Regions from separate parts of the Homo sapiens genome. Here all the other regions are linked to region 2. Evidence: chromatin contacts called from ENCODE Hi-C or POLR2A ChIA-PET data. All regions are on one chromosome and are shown on one strand. The core of a region is the stretch at or near the end of the contact, and the rest is flanking DNA. Distances in the headings are between cores, read along the strand shown. Region 1 overlaps NTNG1 (netrin G1). Region 2 holds the start of NTNG1 (netrin G1). Region 3 has its middle 20 kb from the start of PRMT6.

Region 1 (3,702 bases), core at 770-3,269, 120 kb after region 2:
AGATTCCAGCTGGGACTACTCACCAAGGTTAGTTCATAGGCAAGAGAAAAAAGCAAGGAAAAGGATCTAGAGATCTTGGTGAACTAAAGCTGCAGCCCAGGTAAGTACATCTGAAGAGTTGTACAGTTATGATGGATCAGAGCCCAGAGAAGTAGGAGTGCTGTTGATATTACTCGTTCTTTAATTCATTCATTTTTAAAAATTATTTGTTCTTTAATTCATTGATCCAGCAAATGTTTACCAGGTCCTGGGTCCTGTGCCAGGTACTATACTAAGTACTGGAGATATGAAAATGAACAAGGTAGACATAATCCCTGCCTTCATGTAATGGATAGTCTAGTAGGGAATAAAGATGTTACACAAACATAAAAATGATTATTTAGTCACAACTATGATAAATGCTTTGTAAGCATCTAAGATTTTCTTAAAATACCAGACAACTTCCAGTAGCCAATTTGATAACAATAAGGGAATTTGTTAACATCAGGTGGAAAATGCTGGCAGTTAAAACTTTTTGTCTGCATGTTTCACAGGATTTAAAAAAAAAAAGCTCTTCAGAAGATTTTAAACATTATAATTAATATTTTACTTTCAAGCCTGTTGTTGATTTTAGAAGATAAATTTGCTATTTAAAAAGATAACTAGGGCCAGGAGCGGTGGCTCACGCCTGTAATCCCAGCACTTTGGGAGGCCGAGGCGGGCAGATCACGAGGCCAGGAGATCGAGACCATCCTGGCTAACACAGTGAAACCCCGTCTCTACTAAAAATACAAAAAATTAGCCGGGCGTGGTGGCGGGTGCCTGTAGTCCCAGCTACTCGGGAGGCTGAGGCGGGAGAATGGCGTGAACCCGGGAGGCGGAGCTTGCAGTGAGCTGAGATCGCACCACTGCACTCCAGCCTGGGCGACAGAGTGAGACTCCGTCTCAAAAAACAAAACAAAACAAAAAAAACGATAACAACTATATTATAAGACATCATTTGTGAATTCCACATTCTCATATGTAAGGTAAACACAAAGTTTGTATGAGGTTCTCTGTCCGGGCAATGTTAACTATTGAAAAATTACATTCTAGGAGTTTACTCTGATTGAGGAAAATAAGATACACCTTAAAATAACCACAAAACAAGAATATGAGCTAAGGCCCTTGGCAGTTAATGTACCTAAGTGCTGTTTACATATTTTGAAGCTAAACGTTACAAAGACTTTTTCTGATTTATATATTTACATTAAAAGTCTTTTACATTAAAAGTCTTATAAAGGTATTTTTCAAAGCCGTTACACATGTAGTAACACAATTAGTAAATCACATGAAATCTGAATGACTTTAGAAAGACAGGGACACATGAGTGGAGACTGGGAGGACGACTAGGTTCACTACTTAGGGAGGCCAGAATGGAGTCTTTTGTGGGTAATGAGGGCAGTTCAGGGAGAAGAGGGCAGTAGAAAAGGTATTTTGTCACAAAAGATTAAAATGTGTCAGGGAGACAAGCATAGAGATTTATTTTATTGTTATAAAACAGAATATAAAAGTAGGTTGGGGTCTAACTATTGTGGACTTCGAGTGATCAACGAAGGAGTTTATATTTTTTCTGATATTTTATGCCATTGAAGGTTTTAGGGCAAGGGATTGCCATGATCAAAGTAGAAGAATCAGTCTGGCTGCAGCCCACATAATCATGGTGACATAATAAATTGTAATGACTCAAAGCAGTAGCTGGAAATTGAGAAAGAAATACATGAATTAGAAGGTGTTGAAAATCGCTTATGTTGACTTGAGACAATGGTATTCATCTTTTCTGTGAGTGTATTTGTCTTCTGTTTAGAAAAAGACAAAGCAAATGAAAAACAATCTCTTCATTCACCTCCAGAAAGGGGTTGGGAAAGACAAATAAAGGGTTATTCATAATCTGTTGGTTACCCTCTGTTGGTAGTGGACAGAGATGAAACACTTTTTCGCTGGTGCACAACTTTATTCTTAGCCGTGAACATCTGTAATTAGATGAACCACCATAGTGATGACTGAATTGAGAAATCAGCCCATTAGAGGATCTGGTGGTAAAGGAATGGAAATCATTATCTAGCACAAATAATGCAAAGTTGGTCACTTACTCATGTGTGAGTTACTGTGCAAACAATTCTGATAAAAGAGGGGGGAATGCTATGGAATCAATATTGTCTTTATTGTGAAGAGGAATGAGAATGAACAAAACCCTGAAGCTTTGAAATGTGGTAAATCTCAATACATTTACTCTGAGAATGTGACTGCATCCCCACAGTTCTTCAGAGAAAGGATGTGTGGGTGTGAGAGTGAGTGGGTGTGTGGGAAAAGCTAATAACAGTTCTAGGTTAGCTTGCTTCCTTCCTTCCTTCCTTCCTTCCTTCCTTCCTTCCTTCCTTCCTTCCTTCTTTCCTTCCTTCCTTTTTTTCTTTTTTTTTCCTTTACAAAGCCTTTACAATAGCAGTTTTACACCTTTGAGGCCTTTGCTAATTTTTGAGACATTTTATACTCTTTCTATTTAGGCATTAATCAGGAAATTGGTCTTTTCAAAGTGTGAATCATGAATAGTGAATATGAAACATTTTAAGAATGTAGTAGGAAAGATATTAGCACTTTGGGGAGGTTGCTTAGTGGAGTGAGGGAGCTAATGAATACTCTGAGTTATCTAGCTCTTTTCATCTATGCTAATTAGCCTTAACAAGGCAAGTTAAAATAATTTCTTTCCTAGGCTTGTACAGTGTAACTTCCCACTTAGCATTTCTTGTCTCCTTACAAGCCTTATAACCTGAGGCAATCCCAGATATTCCCTTTGGGAAAGAAGTATTTGAGAGTTATGCTCACGGCACTTGCCTTTATTAATTTTATGAAAAAAATCCATTTTAACATTCATTTTCATATTTGAGTACCCAAGAATTTGAGGTTTGTATGTAACCATTGTTGGGATTTTGTTAAAAGAAATGTTATAGTACAATCCATCATGACCCAAACACATCTTGATGAAATGTTCTGAAGTTTCCTATCTTTAAAAAAAATGTATTATGCTATTTCTCTTATGGTTCTTATCATAGTTTGTTGAAACATTCCAAGGAATTATAGTTCTAAGCTACCTTGTATTTGACAGATGTCAGTAGATGACAGGAGATTAATCTATAGTCCTCTCTCTCTCTTGTTATTTGATTAAACAGATCCATGCCACCATCTTTCCTTCTTGCCTGTAGAATACACACACACACGCCCACAAACACACACACGCCCTTCTATTTTTCAGAATTCTTAGCCACACCCCCTCCCCTCACCACCACCGTTTTTCCACCCTGGTGCACATTTTTGTAGCCATTGCTCTTTAAGGTGACAGTGAGAGAGACTTCTTATCGATCATCTGACCTCCCACACAATTTGTTGGAGGTTGACACACTCCCTGCCATTTTTGCTTTGTGGAGGCTGAAAGGCCCATTCATTACAGGGATGGCTTTATTAAAGAAGCAACCCCCAAATTCAAGTGGATTAAGCCATCTGGCTACAGAGTGAAATCCTTCACAATCTTATGACAATCTATGTCCCCCATCCTTCCCTATGAAGTTAAAAGACTATATATAGATTTTCCTTTCATTTTTTATAAATGCTCCTTGGATTTTTCTATCATACTGCCCTCTATTCTCTGAGGATAATTCTTAGCCATAGCTCCTTGTGCTTATTTCTTTA
Region 2 (3,718 bases), core at 66-2,565:
CCTTGGTGGGGAATGAAGCCTGGAGCATCGGAGCATTTGTCTTTCTCTTAGAAAAGGCAAGGAAGCCTGAAATGCGCAGCTCTCCCTTGAACTTCAACTTTTTAAAGGGGAATGAATTTCTAAAGGAGGAGTTTCCAGTCTAGGGCTGTAGGGGCCTCCGGGCAAAGGAAGTGCTTGTTGAAAAACAACATTGTGATCACTTCCAGCGGCGAAGGGTGTGCTTGGGAACGGTTTGGGGAGGGGACAGAAGAGAGAGGGGTGGGATGGACGGCGGCAGAAGTGGGAGGTACACGAGGAGTTACTGGAAACGGCGCTTCTGTGGAGGAGCCGGGGGGGATGGGGAGTAGAGGGAGGGGGCCCTGTTGCCTCAGCGCCCCGAGGTCGTGGAGCGGCAGCAGCTGCAGCCGGAGCAGCACCAGCAACAGCAACAGCGAGCGGGACGGAGTTAGGACCGCTCGGAGCGCACAGGTCTCGAGGTAGTATAAGGTTTGCTATCCTTCCACTTGCTGGCAGTTGCAGAAGAAGATCTGCTTTTTAAGTGAAACGTACATGCCACCCCTCCGAGGGCTGCGGCTTCCCCGGGCTTGCTTCTTTGCCGCTCCTCTTTCCGGCTCTCGCGCTCACTCTTTAATTGGCACTGGCCCCTAAGTTTGCCAGGAGCTCGCTGCCCGCTCGGAGCAGGGTCCCGGCCGGGAGCCGCTGGTGGGGGCGGGGAGTCCGGGAGCCGCAATCCAGAAGCGTCGTGGGCCATGTATATTTCATCAAACGGACTTTGGGTGCGTCGCGTCTCACTGCCATCAGTGCTATGTGCAGTGACATTTCTGACTTGAGTGGAGGAATGCGCGAAGGAAACCCGGGCGAAATTGGTATTAGAGGATCTTCTTGGCGCCAATGCTAATTGTCCTGATTTATGCCCCTTCTGACTAAGCTCAACGTCTTCATCTGAAATAAAATGAAAGCGGTGCCAAGCGGCATAGAACCGCCTGGCCGCTGGTTCTGATCCCCGGGAACCAGAAAATCGTCCTGCGGCTTGAAAAAAAAAAAAAGAGGAAAAAAAAAAGAAATAGAAATAGAAAAAAGAAAAAATATCCCTCAGTAAAAGTTTAAGGCGAGAAGTGTCAGAGGCAGCGGAGCGAGGAGGCGCGGAGGAGAGCCGGCGAGCAGGGGACTGGGCTGGCACGACCTCCGAAGGCTGAGATCTCATTATTAATATCACTATATTTTTGGAGGGAGAGGCACCTTTCTCATCCTCTCTTCCTCTCCGCCCACCCTTACTCCCTCCCCCTCATCTACCTGTCAAAGTCACTGATCTTTTGCATTTCGGAAGAGGACGTCAACGGGAAGGAATTCCCCCTCTGGGTGCGGGCTCCGAGAGGGGGCGACTTGCAGGAGGCTCCCCCCGGGGGCGGAGGCGAAGGTAATTAAGCGGCGGGGAGTGGCGGGCCGGCGCTGGGTTCTCGGTCCTCGGGGTCCTCTCCCGCCGGCGGCCGGGCGCGATCGGAATCCCCGGGCTGCGGCGGTGGCGGCGGCTCGGGTCCTCACGCCCACCCCTCCCGCTCCGCCCGCTCCCGCCTGGGGAGGAGGCTCCGCGGGAGCTGCCGCCCTCCGCCCGTACGCCGCCCGCGGGCTCCGCTGCTGCGGCCGCCGCCCGAGGCGGACCAGGCTGGCTGCGCAGGGCCGCCGCCCCGCGCCGTCGGCTCGGCTCCCGCCCGGCGCAAGGGCAAACGAGCCACACGGTAAGTGCCTGCGGCTCGCCTCTCCTACTGCGACCCGAGCCTCTCGCCCGTGCCCCTCTCCCCCGGGTTTCCCCACCCCCCGCCGCCCCCCGCCCCACCCGCTGCGATGCACAGGCGGGAGGGAAGGCTCCGGGTGGGCGAGGAACTTTGTAAAGCGCCCCGAGGAGGCAGCGCGCGGAGCCCTACGCGCACACACAGCGGCACACGCTCACACCCACACACAAGTCTTCCCGGGGGTGCGCCCCGGGCCGGTGATGCGTCCTCTTGTTGTGTCCGGAGCCCAGGCGTGGGGTCTGAGCCTCCATCCGCCGACTGACAGGGGCCCCGCGCTCTCCCTCTCTCACGCACACCTGGCCACACACATCGCTCAGGCGGCTTGTCGTTATTTTTTCTTTCTTTCGCCAATTATATTTGTTTGGGGAAAAGCAAACAAAAAAAACAAAAAAACACTTGCCCTATTGCCGGCCTTGGGGATCTGGTGGCCACATCGAGAGCTTTTGAAGTCCCTTCTTTTAATCGCCTTTATTGGTGCTAGATTAAAACATTACTATCCCATGTTGTGCAGCTGGGGAGAAAGGGAAATTGAAAGAGGAAGACTTGGTGTAGGGATGCTGTTTGGAATATTCTCTCATATTCTTTACTGGCATCATATTAATCGGTTGATGGATTCGGCTAGGGACACTGAATTGCACTCCTGTATGGATCTGTGGATATCTATATATAATACAAATAATACTGAATATTATTGGGCCTAAAATAACCAATTAAGTGATTCATACAAGGAAAAACTTAGATATAAAAAGAAACTGCGCCCTCTGCTGTTAATTTTAGTACCCTCACCCGGGGACTTTTTTTTTTTTTCCTTCAGAAATCCACTTAAGAGTAGGCTGTCATCTTACAGGGCAAGGGAAGAAAATTCCTAGCGGGGATTTTAAAGCAACTTTACTTGGAAAAGTCGCAGGTTGAGCTCCTATAGTTGCATCAGGTACAGATTTCCAGTGAGTAGACGGTCCTCCTCTCTCACCCATTCTTCTCTTTATACAGGGAATAATGGAGCCACTCCTCATAACAAATTGTCAATCTTTGGAATGGAAAATTCTGAGTAAGATTCAGAACTCCACTAAACATATGGTGAATCTGGCAGTAGAATTGCTCTAGAAATAAGGCCCTGTTTTATGACTGAAAATACTAAAAGTTGTTTTATCTTACAGAAATGAAAAAAAAAAAAACCCAGGAAGATCTTCCATTAAAATCACTTATTCAGATATGCTTAGTAGTTAAGCTTGTTGGAAAGTTTTCCAAAAAATAATTTTTTTTTTTTTCAGGGGAGGCTTTTCTGTTTTGTTTGTCCCTTGAGGAGGATCTCTAGTGAGGGAATTAGCAATTCCACATTTCATTAAGTATTTTGAACTGTGTCACTTTGAATGCCTTACCCGCCTCCCTTTCTCTTTGGCAAAGGAAAAGCAGCTCAGTAACTGTCCAAGATTCTTTTTGAAGATAAGCAACTTTCGATTTTTCATTAAGATAAAATTTGGATCTCTGCATGTGGATCAACATGCAAGGAAAAATGTGCATCAAGTATTTCACATGTAATGTTGTTCCAGGGATATATTTTCTTTTCTGGATGCCGTGAAATGAGATATATTTCACCCACTGAAGACCACCATGAAGGCATTCAGGATTCTATATACTGCACTACTAATTTGGTGGTATTTCCTTACTGTGGAATTTAAGACGGATAATCTTAAAACTTTTGCATGGAAACAGTTTATTTGAACATAAAGCTGGTTTCCTGTTAATATTTTTGTTTTGTCAGTTTTCAATGGGTATATGTGTTAAAATGATTCAGGTTAGCCTTTTTAGGAGGAGGCAAATGTATTTTGCAGTTTCCTTTTGTATATTTGCAAGTGGTGCAAATACCTATTTTTGCTTCCATTATTATTCTGAAAAATATTCAGGTAATTTGTTTAAAAAGTTAAACC
Region 3 (3,730 bases), core at 861-3,360, 64 kb before region 2:
GTAACCAAATACCACCTGTTACCCCAAAACCTATTGAAATAAAAAAAAATTTAAAAAGAAAGAAAGAAACTCGTGGCTTTGAGAGAAAGTAGTTGAATTATAACACTTCTTGCAGTATCAGACAGGGTTGTGTATTTGGTGAAAAATAGGCCTACAAGGCAACCTCTGCTGCCAAAAGTGGTGCTTCCAGAAGTCTAAAGTGTCAAGATTATTGGTTTAGTAACCAGGACAATGAAGCTAGTAACATTGGAGAGGAAAGATGACAATCCAAAGGGGACAGACCAGACAGCCACTCTCTTGGTCACACCAGTGATTCAGTGCATTCAGTAGATTCCCAGGAAAGATCTGAGACTCAGCCAAGGCACAAATACAGCCCAAGGAGAAAATAATATAGTATCAAAGTATAGGTTTTGCATGCCAAGGTTGTCCAGGTATTCTGAATCTACATAATAATGAATGAATAATTTTTAATGGAAATATCTTGATTATTTTTAGTTATTTATGTACCAAGCATAAAGCTGCATGCTTAGGGATAAAAATAAAACTGAATAAAACAGTCTCTGCCTTGCTGGACAACAAGTACTTCTTTGAAAAGGGATCTGTGGGAGCACATCTCTGGGTCTTCCACAAATCCTGTGTCTTGATGTCACTTCATTAGAAAGATCTTCCCAGACTACTTTATTAAAATAACTCCTTACCCTTTCACCTGATAGCATATTGTGTATAATAGGTGCCACAATAGAACATGAGCACCATGACACCAAGGACTTTGGTTTACCAAAAATGCCTATATATAAAAATAAATATTTGTTGAATGAATGCATGAAAGAATAAAGAATTAATCTTGTTATTGTTTTTGAGCTATTGCAATCAACTTTGGAAGGAAGATTCTTATATTTATTTTTGTCTATTTGCCTAATTTTCTTAAGACAAATTCTTAGAAATTGAATTGTTAGGTATGTATATTTTTAAGGAATTTTGATAGACTGCCCAGTTATTATTCTGAAAGGAAATTCAAATTCACATTCTTCTACTGTGGGAGAGCACTTTTTTTCTGTAATTTTCCAAAAAAGGACATTATCATCAATTTTTAAATTTGTACTATTAAATAGTTTTATGGGTGGTACAAAATATTGCAGTGGTGTTTTATTTTGAGTTTGTTTGATTACTAAATGGATTATAGTTAGGTTATTTTCATACTAATTATTGATAGTTCTTTTGTGAATTGTTACTACAGTTGACTTATCTTATTCTAATTAGTTTTTACTTTCTTTCATTGACTTCTAAAAGCTATTTGTATATTAGAAATATTAATCCTTAGCAAAGTCATGGAATATTCGAACGTAAGTGTCCATCAGTGGATGATTGGATAAAAACAATATGGTACGTGTATACCATCGAATACTACTTAGCCATAAAAACAAATGAAATCATGTATTTTGCAGCAACCTGGAAGGAATTGGAGACCATTATTCTGAGTGAAATGACTCGAAAACAGAAGGTCAAAACCCATATGTTCTCATTTGTAAGTGGGAGCTAAACAATGAGTACACTTGAACATACAAAGTAGAATAATAGACATTGGAGACTACAAAAGGTGGAAGGGTGAGGCGGGGGTGAGGGTCGAAAAATTACCTATTGGGTACAATGTTCACTATTTGGTTTGATGGGTACACCAAAAGCCCAGACTTCACCACTACATGATGTTTCCATGTAAAGAAACTGCACTTGTACCCTTAAATCTATAAAAACAAAACATAAATAAAATTTAGAAATAGAAATATCAGTCCTTAGTCACATATGTTGAGAAATATTTTTAACCACTTTTGTTATTTGTTGTTCAGCCTTTTTCATTATGGGAGTTTGGCAGTAAAACTTCAAACTTTTGTGTCATCAAAACAACAAAATTGTCCTTGGAGGTTTGTTCCTGTGGTGGATTAAAAATTGCCAAGAATCCTTTGCAGCTTATTTCATGGAGAGACAGAGTTTACTTTCCCACTTACTGTAACTGGCAAACACGGTGACTGGCTATGAATGAGGCAGAAGTGACTTTGCGTAACTTTTGAGCTAGGCCTCAAATTCCTTGCAGTTTCTGCTTTTGCCTCTTTGAAACTCTGGGGTGACTAGCCTCTGAGGAAGCCCAGGTTAACCTCGTTAAAGATGAAAAACCAGGCATTCCATTTGCCCTAGCTGAGCCCAGCCACCTTCTGACCTGATTGCAGCCACATGAGTCAACCCAGTCAAAAGAACCAAAAAGTAATTAGAAAAAATGAATCATTGTTTAATCCACTAAGAATGGTTTGTCGTGCAGCAATAGATATTTAATACGATGACTTTGGTTTACACTCAGATACTTCTTTCTCAACTTATCATTATAGAAATGTATACCTAAATTTTATTTTGGTATATGTATATTTTTAAAAATTTATATCTTAAGTGGTCATTATTTTTGTTGTGATATGTGAGGTAGGATTTCAACATAATTTTATTTTCCAAATGGCCATACAATGTCCCCAAATCATACTGAAAAACGTATATTTATTTTACTCACTGTAATTCTATCTCTATCACACCAAGATTCCCATAATTGGGACTTTTTTTTTTGGTAACACTTAAAACTTTCCCATTCTTTTATTTATTCCTGATCAAGCATCACACTTTTAATAAATGCAGCTTTGTAATATGTTTTAACAAATTAGATAGTTGTTAGAGTTCGTTGAGACTAATTGTAAGGCCTTTGTTTCCTTTTTATTCTACTACAGAGTTTTCAGATTAATGCTCCCTATACTTTATTTGGCTCAACCATGGCAGTTCTTAAATACTTTCTATTAAAATTCAAATAGTTTTAAATTCAAAATTTAAGAATCAGAAGATTTTATTTAAAAATAGAGAATATTTACTTCTCTTAAAAGTTTGGATGATCTGGCAATACTGCCCTAGAATTCCTCATGACGGCAATTGGGTACAACTGACTAGCAGGCATTTCTATCTCCAGAACAAATGTCTTTTATAAACCATAGACCATATTTCCAACTGTTTACTGACATTTCCTTGTCCATAGAAATAACTTTTCTGGTTTTTGCTGTTGCTAAGGAAAAGTCTGAGAACAATCTATTTTTTCACTCTTCTTCAAGTAACCTGCTTCATTTCCTTGAATTTTTGGAGGAATTTTTCTTTATAGCACATACACATTGAACATTAAATTCCATGACAGTCAACTCTTTATGAAAAGATTTCTTCAACATTCTCTAATTCAGTCTCTACCTCCGTATCTGTTTCCAAAATGGGAAATGTTACTGGAGACTTTCCAGACTTACACCACTTGTTCCCTAAATCACTGAATCACTGCTTTTAGAAAGATTATTTAATGTCAAATTATAGTGTTGACTTTCAATTTTTTTTTCAGTTTATACTGTTCCTAAAAGATACTCCATAAAGTTTGTGGTATAAGTTTGAAAGTACTTTCTAGTTTCAATTTTCTTGCCTATTTTGTTTATTTTGGTACATTTTTAGTGAGGGCTAGGTTATAAGTCTTCTCTTATTCCTACATCTTTCCTGGAAATGGCCTCAATGTTTGATGTGCATGTTAGATAATATGTGTGGTTCATTAAGCTTCTTAATATAACTTCATTATAAAAGAGCTTGCTTTTCTTCTTTCAGATATTTTCTTTTCAAAGATAGGATATACACTAGCTGTCAGCATTCAATAAATCTAATTACATAGGGAAAT

What was found. Hi-C counts contacts between places; a loop is a spot of excess contacts on that map. ChIA-PET counts read pairs that join two places held with the same protein, here RNA polymerase II (POLR2A).
Region 1: a loop to region 2 is called in a map of A673, with 5 times the contacts of the local background. The contact joins the enhancer-like site here to the promoter of NTNG1 in region 2. A Hi-C loop is called at or near these places in 2 of 168 maps with a recorded cell type or tissue (A673 and B cell). POLR2A ChIA-PET finds 5 or more read pairs at or near these places in 3 of 52 experiments (A673, AG04449 and activated B cell).
Region 3: a map of PC-3 shows a loop between it and region 2 (5-fold over the local background). The contact joins the enhancer-like site here to the promoter of NTNG1 in region 2. A Hi-C loop is called at or near these places in 1 of 168 maps with a recorded cell type or tissue (PC-3). POLR2A ChIA-PET finds 5 or more read pairs at or near these places in 2 of 52 experiments (WTC11 and activated T-cell).

What each region holds. Positions count from the first base shown.
Region 1 is chr1:107,260,917-107,264,618 of GRCh38, forward strand. All of the region lies in intron 2 of NTNG1 (netrin G1), which reads left to right. Among named protein-coding and RNA genes, the nearest start is that of NTNG1, 120 kb to the left of the region's middle. Within about 2 kb of position 2,020, at least 2 of the 41 ENCODE cell types and tissues checked have a DNase peak (open chromatin) inside an H3K27ac peak, as active enhancers do; they include A673, where a contact is called at or near this core.
Region 2 is chr1:107,139,724-107,143,441 of GRCh38, forward strand. It overlaps NTNG1 (netrin G1), which reads left to right and starts at 1,316. Exons shown (of 8, transcript NM_001113226.3): 1 at 1,316-1,417. RefSeq lists an enhancer at 956-1,487 and silencers at 1,421-1,710, 1,731-2,010.
Region 3 is chr1:107,074,886-107,078,615 of GRCh38, forward strand. No RefSeq gene overlaps it. Among named protein-coding and RNA genes, the nearest start is that of PRMT6, 20 kb to the left of the region's middle. Within about 2 kb of position 2,111, at least 2 of the 41 ENCODE cell types and tissues checked have a DNase peak (open chromatin) inside an H3K27ac peak, as active enhancers do; they include PC-3, where a contact is called at or near this core.